2 separate regions of the Homo sapiens genome follow, and region 1 is linked to region 2. A link is an interaction called in ENCODE POLR2A ChIA-PET data of the cell type or tissue named here. Cell type or tissue: CD4-positive, alpha-beta T cell. All regions are shown on one strand. Links, peaks and the distances in the headings refer to the core of each region. The heading gives the core; the rest is flanking DNA. Region 1 has its middle 160 kb from the start of SP4. Region 2 has its middle 89 kb from the start of SP4.

Evidence for each region. ChIA-PET counts read pairs that join two places held together with the same protein. Peaks named below come from ENCODE experiments on the same cell type or tissue, not always from the same donor. Only the 100,000 strongest peaks of a DNase experiment are listed, where the experiment ranks them.
Region 1: POLR2A ChIA-PET joins it to region 2 with 6 read pairs; 2 of 35 experiments call an interaction of 5 or more read pairs at or near these places.

Annotation. Positions count from the first base shown.
Region 1 is chr7:21,264,726-21,270,111 of GRCh38, reverse strand. No RefSeq gene overlaps it. Among named protein-coding and RNA genes, the nearest start is that of SP4, 160 kb to the left of the region's middle. In CD4-positive, alpha-beta T cell, for the core only: no CTCF peak of the experiment used is centred there; no DNase peak of the experiment used is centred there.
Region 2 is chr7:21,336,714-21,342,099 of GRCh38, reverse strand. No RefSeq gene overlaps it. Among named protein-coding and RNA genes, the nearest start is that of SP4, 89 kb to the left of the region's middle. RefSeq lists silencers at 2,922-3,122, 3,142-3,342. In CD4-positive, alpha-beta T cell, for the core only: no CTCF peak of the experiment used is centred there; a DNase peak (open chromatin) is centred at 3,119; H3K27ac peaks cover 840 bases.

The DNA.
Region 1 (5,386 bases), core at 144-5,143, 72 kb after region 2:
CGCAAAGCAGTCACGCACTTAGTTAAGTAGACAAGAGTGCTACTGCCTGTTTGTGGGAACATTTCTCTGGTGTATTACTAATCAGTCAGAAGGAGAACCAAAGTAGTTCTTATGTAGTAATAGTGCACCAAATGTGAAGTTTATTTCTTTTTAACAGCTCCTGTCTGTCTGGAGATGGGCCATCCACGGATATAGTCTGGTTTCTGTAAGGTCTCCCTCATGAGGTCAAGCCTAATAATAGGCCCAGTCACTCTAGAGAAACAGCAAGATGAGCCCCTTAATGGAGAAACCAAAACTCCGTAAGTATCAACTGAAACTTTATTTTGTCTGTGCCATAAGAGGTTCTGTGACAGTTAGGCCTGATGATAAAGGGTCATGACAAGATTTTCTAAGGGGACATGTCTTAATGCGATGGACACCTCTGATAAGATAATTAGAGTCATGTAGGAACAGGGAAGACATGAACTCTTCCAGAAACAAACAATGACAATGGCTATGTCTATGTGACATCATTAATAAGAATACAAAGGAATGGTATAATCCTAGGCTTACCTTAATGGATCCACTAGAAAAATTGCTGCCATCTGTCAATTTCTGAGCAGGGAAAACTATAGCTACAGTCAGAGAAATACCTTAGGACAGGGGCTCCTAAGCCTTTTCGAATATCAGGTTTCCTGAGGAGCTTCAAAATAAATAAGGTATTTTAAAAAATACACTATGGTGGGCCGAATTATAGACCCTCAAGTTAGTACATGCTAATCCCTGTGAGTATTGTACCTTAGAGTCTTTGCAGATGTGATTAAGTTAAGGATTTTGAGAAGAGAGATTATCCCGTATTATCTGACAGATCCAGTGTAATCTAATCACAAGGGTCCTTCTAAGAGCACGGCAGGAGTGTGAGAGTCAGAGCAGAGGACTAGAAGATGGAAGCAGAGGTCCCAGTGATGTGGGATCTGGAGCTGAAGAATGGACAGCTTCTAGAAGCTGGAAATGGCAAGGAAACAGATTCTCCCCAGAGCCTCGAGAAGGAACACAATCCTGACTATTCATTTTTTTAAAAAAAACTGCTGGGTGCAGTGGCTCCCTACTGTAATCCCAGCACTTTGGGAGGCCAAGAAGGGTGTATTACTTGAGGTCAGAAGTTCAAGACCATCCTGGCCAACATGGTGAAACCCCGTCTCTATTAAAAATCCAAAAATCAGCCGGTCATGGTGGTGTACACCTGTAATCCCAGCTACTTGGGAGTCTGAGGCAGGAGAATTGCTTGAACCCGGGAGGTGGAGGTTGCAGTGAGCCGAGATTGCGCCTTTGCACTCTAGCCTGGGCGACATGGGTGAAACTCCGTCTCAAAAAAAAAAAAAAAATTTATTGTGTATATTTGAGTCTTACATGATGTTACAGGAAACATATAGATAGTAAAATGGTTACTATAGTGAAGCAAATTAACATATCTATCATTTTACATAGTGACATTTTTATACAGGAGTAGCTAAAATCTACTTATTTAACCTGCTTACTCATTTTATTGTAAAATATTAAATTTGTGTTGCTTTAAGCCACTAAGTTTATGGTGATTTATTACAGAAGCACTAGGAAACTAATACAACATTTTTATTTTTATTTTTGAGACTGTATCTGGCTCTGTCACCCAGGCTGGAGTGCAGTGGTACAATCATAGCTTACTGCAGCCTCAACCTCCCAGGCTCAAGCGATTCTCCCACTTCAGCCTCCCAAGTAGCTGGGATTACAGGCACGTGCCACCATGCCCAGCTAATTTTTCTATTTTTCTGTAGAGACAGGGGTCTCACTATGTTGCCCAGGCTGGTCTCAAACTCCTGGGCTTAAGTAATCCTCCCACCTTGACCTCTCAAAGTGCTAGGGTTACAGGCATGAGCCACCACATCCAGCCTAACATTTTTATTATATTTCATTTCACAAATCATGAAAGTAACAAGTGTTTATTGCTACAATGAGATAAAGCAAAGATACATTTTTAAAAATCCCTCACATTAAAAAAAAAAATTCCTCACCTTCTCCATTTGGTAACTCCCCAAACTCCATCTCCAAAAAAAAAGAAACGATATTAACAATCTGGTGTTTATCCTTTCACATCATTTTCTTATGTCTGAACGGCTATATACATACCAATATACAAAGACTTATAGAAGGGTTTTGCAGAATCTTTTTGTTTTGTTTTTTTACAAAATAGTCTAACGGCTACACATTTTTTTCTTACGTAATACGTCATAGGCATTCCAGACCAATTTATATAGACCCAATTTATTCCTTTTAGTAGCTGCTTAATACTCAATAGAATGTCTATTTTGCAGTTTTCTCCAACCATTTCACTATTAACGAGTTTCCAGCTTTTCATTACTGTAAACAGTGCTTCTGTCAACATCCTAGTATATATAAATGAACCACTGGTGATTAATTTCTATAGGATCCATGTTAAAAAAAAAAAAAGGGATTTCTGTGTCCAGAGGAAAGTGTGTGTTTTAGCAGATGCCGCCATATTTCTTTCTATAGCAATGACAGTAGTGACGAAACTTTCCCCTGAGAATCTCTGAAAGCACAGCTTTCCAGAGTCCTGGCCATATATGGGTGTTTTACTTTTTAAAATCTTTGCTGAGTCTCATGGATATAAAATGTTCTTTTGTTCTAGTTAATTAATCTTAGTTAATTTGAATGTTCCTGACTGCTCAAGAGATGATCTTTTCCTATGTTGGTTGACCATTCCTCTTTTGTTAAATCTTTATTCATATCTTGTGATCTTTTTCATATGGCATTGTTTATTGTTATTCATTTCTAGGTGCTAAAAAATACATTGTGGCTGAGTGCAGTGGCTCACGCCTGTAATCCCAACACTTTGGGAGGCCGAGGAGGATGGATCACGAGGTCAGGAGTTCAAGACCAGCCTGACCAATATGGTGAATCCCCGTCCCTACTAAAAATACAAAAAAAATAGCCAGGCGTGGTGGCGCACACCTGTAATTCCAGCTACTCAGGAAGCTGAGACAGGAGAATTGCTTGAATGTGGGAGGCGGAGGTTGCAGTGATCTGAGATCCCACCACTGCACTCCGGCCTGGGTGACAGAGTGAGACTCCATCTCAAACAAACAAACAAACCAACCATTGCTATAGTTTGAATGTGTCCCCCCAAATTCATTTCTAAGAAACTTAATAATCCTCAGTGCAACAGTACTTTTAGGTAAGAACTTCAAGGGGTGATTAGGTTATAGGAGCACCACCCTTATGAATGGATTAAGGGTGTTATATGGAGAGTGGGTAAGTTGCAACCCATTTTTCCTCTTTTCCTCTCTCTCTCTTTCTAGGCTTCCTCACCAAGTAATGCCTTCTGTTTTGACACAAGAACACCTTCACCAGATGCATCTTCTCGATCTTGGACATCCCAGTTTCCAGAATTGTGAGCCAAATACATTTATTTTCTTTATAAATTACTTGGTCTATGGTATTCTCTTTTGGCAGCAGAAAATGGACTAAGACATACATATTTCTGGAGCTCTTTCCTAGAAATCTGATTCAATAGGTCTGGCTTAAGGTTTCAGGAATTGATGTTGAGGCTTTCTCAATGATTCTGATACATGCTTTGCACTAGTGGAAGGGCACTTGGAAATTTAAGGTCCAGGTTTGGCAGGGAGGGAGGAAATGAGGGTCTGGAATTAGCTACATACATGGACAAGTTCTTCCAAATAACTTGCCTAAAAATCTGAAGGAGGTTGCAATACTGGCATCTACCTTCTAACTACTACATTCTCGGTATATTCTACAACTGATACCTTTACAGCAAGTTTATATTTGATAACACATCTGTGTACATGTAAGGGTGGGTACCTGTCTTTAGCAAGCTGGATCTTTGGAAACAAAAAACAAATAAACATGGAGGAATTTCCTAAGCATTCAAAGATGACCCAAAATAATTTCCACTGTTGCTATTTTCAATTATTGCTACTCATTGTAGGATGATCAACCACACTGGTTTTCCTGAGACTGTCCCAGTTTTAGCACACAAAAAATGCCATGACCCAGGATGTCCCACTATTTGTAGGCAAGCCACTCAAGTTTTTCTGTGCAGACCCAGTACTGGTAGTTCTAGCTCCCCAGTTAACTGCTTTTTAGTTTATAGCAGTTCACTTTAGGTATTGAGGCCTGTAAATTAGATAAACTACACTACTAACGTGTTCTCTCCCTGAGAATAGGAGATTGCACCAATGGCCACAAATCATTCCCCGCTGTCTATCCACACCCTTTTGAAATGTGATTTGCAGCAATTTCTATCAATAAATAGACTCTACTTCCCATACTAATTCTGGGCTTTGCCAGAGAATTTGCTTTGGCCAATGGGACAATAGCAAAGGTAACTCAAGAAGAGGCTTTTGGGCATCTTTCTGCTATTATGTGAATTATGGGCAGCCATGCCAACCCACAGAATCATGACAAATAATAACTGTTTGAAGTTTTTGTTTGTTTGAGACAGAGTCTCACTCTGTCACCCAGGCTGAAGTGCAGTGATATAATCATGGCTCACTGCAGCCTTGAACTCCTGGGCTCAAGTGATCCTCCTGCCTCGGCCTCCCAAAGCACTAGGATTGCAGGCATGAGCCACTGCACCTGGCCCTGTTCGTAGTTTTAAGCCACTAAGTTTTGAGATGACTTGTTATAAAATGAAAAGTAACTGATTGATTCATTGAAGTCTTTGACAACTACTCAGGTGCCAAAGGAACTGGATTTTTCTGTCTGGGTCTGAATTTCTTAATTCATAGAATGGTATGATTTGTATATTATAGAATGATATATAAATAAAATCCATATAAAGCTGAAGCACCCTCTAATGCAATTTAAATAAGGAGTCACATTCAAAGATATAATGGTAAAGCAAACAAATAAGCAAACAAATAAATAGATAAAATTAAAATCAACTAAAATATTTTATGAAATTTATGGAGAAAATGTCAAAGGGGAATTACATTAGTGTGCACTATAAAACTTTTTCAAATCCTCTAGCCTGTTTTTGTCTCTTAATGTCTCCCATATATGCCACCTGCCCTGACATCTCTCTTCTTTATTCTAAGATCTCCATAATTTTTTTCACCCTATGCCCATGCCCATAACTGTTTGAATTTATTTATTTCCCCGCTTCTTTCTAGAGTAACTCCCTGCCTTTTCTAATATAAATTATCAAGCAGGCAAGTACACCCCTATACTTTTCAACTTGCCCATTTCCCTGAAACGAGTATCAGTTGGCATCAGAAACACAGTTGGAAAGATAGAATAATACTTTTAGAAGTGTGTGTGGGGAAGTGAGGGGTGGAACTATGAGCTATGAGAAGTCTGTGAATAGTCACATAAATATATAAAGACACCA
Region 2 (5,386 bases), core at 139-5,138:
GATAAATTCCTGGACACATACACCCTCACAAGTCTAAGCCAGGAAGAAGTCAAATCCCTGAATAGACCAATAACAAGTTCTAAAATTGAGGCAATAATTAATGGCCTACCAACTAAAAAAAGCCCAGGACCAGATGGATTCACAGCCGAATTCTACCAGAGGTACAAAGCGGAGCTCATACCATTCCTTCTAAAACTATTCCAAACAACACAAAAAGAGAGACTCCTCCCTAACTCATTTTATGAGGCCAGCATCATTCTGATACCAAAGCCTGGCAGAGACACAACAAAAAAAGATAATTTCAGGCCAATACCCCTGATGAACACCGATGCAAAAATCCTCAATAAAATACTGGCAAACCGAATCCAGCAGCAGCACATTAAAAAGCTTATCTACCACGATCAAGTCGGCTTCATCCCTGGAATGCAAATCTGGTTCAACATACGCAAATCAATAAACATAATTCATCACATAAACAGAACCAATGACAAAAACTACATGATTATCTCAATAGATGGAGAAAAGGCCTTTGATAAAATTCAACACCCCTTCATGCTAAAACCTCTTAATAAACTAGACATTAATGAAATATATCTCAAAAATAAGAGCTATTTATGACAAACTCACAGCCAATATCATACTGAATGGGCAAAAAGCTGGAAGCATTCCCTTTGAAAACTAACACAAGACAAGGATGCCCTCTCTCACCACTCCTATTCAACATAGTATTGGAAGTTCTGGCCAGGGCAATCAGGCAAGAGAAAGAAATGAAGGGTATTCAAATAGAAAGAGAGGAATTCAAATGATCTCTGTTTGCAGATGACAAAATTGTATATTTAGAAAACCCCATTGTCTCAGCCCAAAAACTTCTTAAGCTGATAAGCAACTTCAGCAAAGTCTCAGCATACAAAATCAATGTGCAAAAATCACAAGAATTCCTATACACCAATAATAGAGAGCCAAATCATGAGTGAACTCCCATTCACAATTGCTACAAAGAGAATAAAATACCTAGGAATATAACTTACAAGGGATGTGAAGGACCTCTTCAAGGAGAACTACAAACCACTGCTCAAGGAAAGAAGAGAGGGAACAAACAAATGGAAAAACATTCCATGCCCATGGATAGGAAGAATCAATATTGTGAAAATGGCCATACTGCCCAAAGTAATGTATAGATTCAATGCTATTCCCATCAAGCTACCATTGACTTTCTTCACAGAATTAGAAAAAACTACTTTAAATTTCATATGGAACCAAAAAAGAGCCTGCACAGCCAAGACAATCCTAAGTAAAAAGAACAAAGCTGGAGGCATTACAATACCTGCCTTCAAACTATACTACAAGGCTGCAGTAACCAAAACAGCATGGTACTGGTACCAAAACAGCTATATAGACCAGTGGAACAGAACAGAGGCCGAAGAAATAACACCACACATCTACAACCATCTGATTTTTGACAAACCTGACACAAACAAGCAATGGGGATAGGATGCTCTGTTTAATAAATGGTGCTGGGAAAAATGGCTAGCCATATGCAGAAAACTGAAATTGGACCCCTTCCTTGCAACTTATACAAAAATTAACTCAAGATGGATTAAAGATTTAAATGTAAGACCTAAAACTACAAAAACTCTAGACAAAAACCTAGGCAATACCATTTAGGACATAGGCATGGGCAAAGACTTCAAGACTAAAACACCAAAAGCAATGTCAATAAAAGCCAAAATAGACAAAAGGGATCTAATTAAATTAAAGAGCTTCTGCACAGCAAAAGAAACTATCAGCAGAGTGAACAGGCAACCTACAGAATGGGAGAAAATTTTTGCAATCTATCTATCTGACAAAGTGCTAATATCCAGAATCTACAAGGAACATAAACAAATTTACAAGAATAAAACAAACAACCCCATCGAAAAGTGGGCGATGGATATGAACAGACACTTCTCAAAAGAAGACATTTATGCAGCCAACAAACATGAAAAAAAAGGTCATCATCACTGGTCATTAGAGAAATGCAAAACAAAACCACAATGACATACCATCTCATTCCAGTTAGAATGGTGATTATTAAAAAGTCAGGAAACTACAGATGCTGGCAAGGATGTGGAGAAATAGGAAGGCTTTCACACTGTTGGTGGGAGTGTAAATTAGTTCAACCATTATGGAAGACAGTGTGGTGATTCCTTAAGGATCTAGAACCAGAAATACCATTTGACCCAGCAATCCCACTACTGGGTATGTACCCAAAGGATTATAAATCATTCTACAATAAAGATACATGCACATGTATGTTTATTGCAGCACTATTCACAATGACAAAGACTTGGAATCAACCCAAATGCCCATCAATGATAGACTGGTTAAAGAAAATGCGGCACATATACACCATGGACTACTATGCAGCCATAAAAAAGAATGAGTTCATGTGTTTTGCAGGAACATGGATGAAGCTGGGAACCATCATGCTCAGCAAACTAACATAGGAACAGAAAACCAAACACTGCATGTTCTCACTCATAAGTGGGAGATGAACAATGAGAACACAAGCACACAGGGAGGGGAACATCACACATCAGGGCAATGGGAGGGATGGGGGGGCAATGGGAGGGATAACATTAGGAGAAATACCTAATGTAGATGATGGGTTGATGGGTGCAGAAAACCACCATGGCACACGTATGCCTATGTAACGTTTGGCATGTTTGGCAAATGTACCCCAGAACTTAAAGTATAATAATTTTAAAAATTAAAAAAAAAAACTATAGAGAAACTGGTAGCTGCACTGGCAAAAACAAGGATGGTACCATTCATTGATTGAGCACCTAGGTCCCTAGGGTACTAGAGCAGGGGCTTTACATCTATGCTATCTGTGATCCACATGACAAAAGTACATGACTATTATTATTATACTCATTTTGCTGAAGAGGAAGCTGAGATAAGAGAGGCCAAGCTACTCGGTTAAGATCATATCATAAGTGTTAACACCACTTCGTGTGATTCAAGCGGCACTCAACATGGGAAGTGGGTGGTTCCTGAAAGAGGTTATAAGGTCTTATCAGGCAGAAAGAGCGTGACACTGGGTGCAAAGGAGAGGCAGAGTTCTGTAGTTTTTGGAACTTCTGGTGTTACTGGGAAAGTCTGTTTTTACACCAAGCTGGGGTTCTGGGTAAGGTTTTTAGCTTTAAGGAGAGTGACAAAGACAGGAAATTACAGAATGGTGGATGAAAGCTAGGGCTGTTGAGTGAGTCACATCTGGGCTAGAGATGAGAATGACAATGATCTGCTTCCTTGTGCAAAGTACCTGACCTCTTTGAATGGCAACATTCTCATCTGTCAAATGGGAGTAACAGACATATCTCCCTCATAAGGTTCTGTCAGAATTAACTGATGTAATATATGTAAAAATATTCCAAAATGCCCCAGTGATGTAAATTTCAGATATCGTGTAATTGGCAATTGTCTCCCTGGCTCTGGAGCTCCCATCTGCCTGGCTACAATTTGGCCGGCTCAGATCATTTTACCAACCTGGCAATAACCTAGCATTTTACATGGTTGAATTTCGGGTGGAGATTTACTCAACGATGCTTGATACATTGCAAATCTTTATAAAATGTATAATAGTAATAATAATAACAATAAAAGAAGAAAGAAAGAGAAAAAAAGAAAATTAATCAGAGGACCAAGCCTGAGTTCCTAAATATGGTTCCCAATTTAGAAAGAAGCCCTCACCTATTTCCGCAAAGCCATGAGGATTTTAATTCAGGAGAGCCACAGGAGCCCAGCAATCAGTTCTGGGATTCTCAGGCTGTTTATATCCTCTTTGTCTGATGTGGAGAATAGCACAGGAAATACAGGCTGACCCTTCATGAAGGGAAGCCAGCGCACCTGGGGGCCGTTGAAAAATAGACCTAAAAGAAATGAGATAAAGATTGATAAGTCCCTCAGTGCTAAAGACATTTTAAACCAGGGAGATGTTAAAAGGGTTAAAACGATTCCATATATCACAGTACAAACTCTCCTGACAATATTTTTGAAGCTTCTTGACAATTGCCCGAATAGAATTAATACTCGATTGTACATAATCTGCCTAATACAAATCTGTTTCAATTGTGGCATTTTAAAAGTTATTTCTAGTACTTCAAATAGCTTAAAAGGAGAGTTTTCTTTTGTACAGCTAAATCACAATAATTGGTTTAAAACTGAATGGAAATGCACTGATTATCAATTAAGCAATGGGATTGATAAAAGCATGGCACTTGGTTGTTTTCAAGCTTTTTCTTTCTTCCTGATACTCCGTATTTACTTCTATCAATCTAGTGATTAGAAAAACAAAGTTCTGGTAAATGATGAAAATGTCATACAAACAAGAGCTATGGAATAAAAACTGTATTGTGCCAAGTAATGATGCTCTGTTCATTTCAATGTGTTTGTCAGCAAGTATACATAGCAATTTTCATTATGTGCTTTTACTAGAAATAAATATGGACCCACATTAAGCGAAAAACCATTGCTTATTTCCTCTTCCCAGGAACCCCATTTGGCTGCATCTTCAATCTATGACTTCCACATTCTGTTGATACTGTTAGAGCCAGAAACCTACAGAGTAATTAGTTTAGGTTTTGTCTACATAGCACCAACAGAAGCAATTGGAAAGTGAAAAATCCAGCCAAATAATTGGGCTTTGTGTGTGGAGGTTTCTACATGACTTTAAATAGCCAGTTAGCTCTTTTTTTGTTCTGTGAAAGGAAAATGCATTTGGACTAATTGGTTCTTTTATCACCATGTGGACCACATTATCAATAATTGGCCTAGGAGAGTTAAGTATGTTGGAGTGTTTCTTTGTGATGGAATGGGGAAGAAAGAAGGAAGGGAATTGCTGAGAAACAAGAAAAAAGGCTAGAAGAAGGTTAGCCGAGGAAGAACAGAGTGAGGGTAGGAATGAAGGGTAGAGGTGACAGACAGTCTATTTAAGATCCACCATGTGTTAGCAGTACTATCCTTGGTTCTGTACGTTTTTATCTCTTCTCCACATTGCACCAATTCTACAGCTCGGTGGTTTTCAAACTGTAGTTTGTATCACAGCACCCTATGGGGCTTGGTAAACACAGTTTCTGATTTTGTACATCTGGGGTACGGTTCAAGAATTTGCATTTCTAATAGGTTTCCAGGTGCCACTGGAGCCGCTGTTCTCAAGACTGCACGCTGAGAGTGTGACCTACAGAAAGCATTTTAGGTTGAATTGGTGGATGAGAAGCTAACTCCAAGGCCACGTGTGTACTGAGTAGGGAGTGGAGCTAAGACTGAAACTCGTATCTCTCTGTTTCCATATTCCACACTTCCTTTCCAGAGAGAAAGGTTAATGTGAACCTGAGAGGCAATGCCA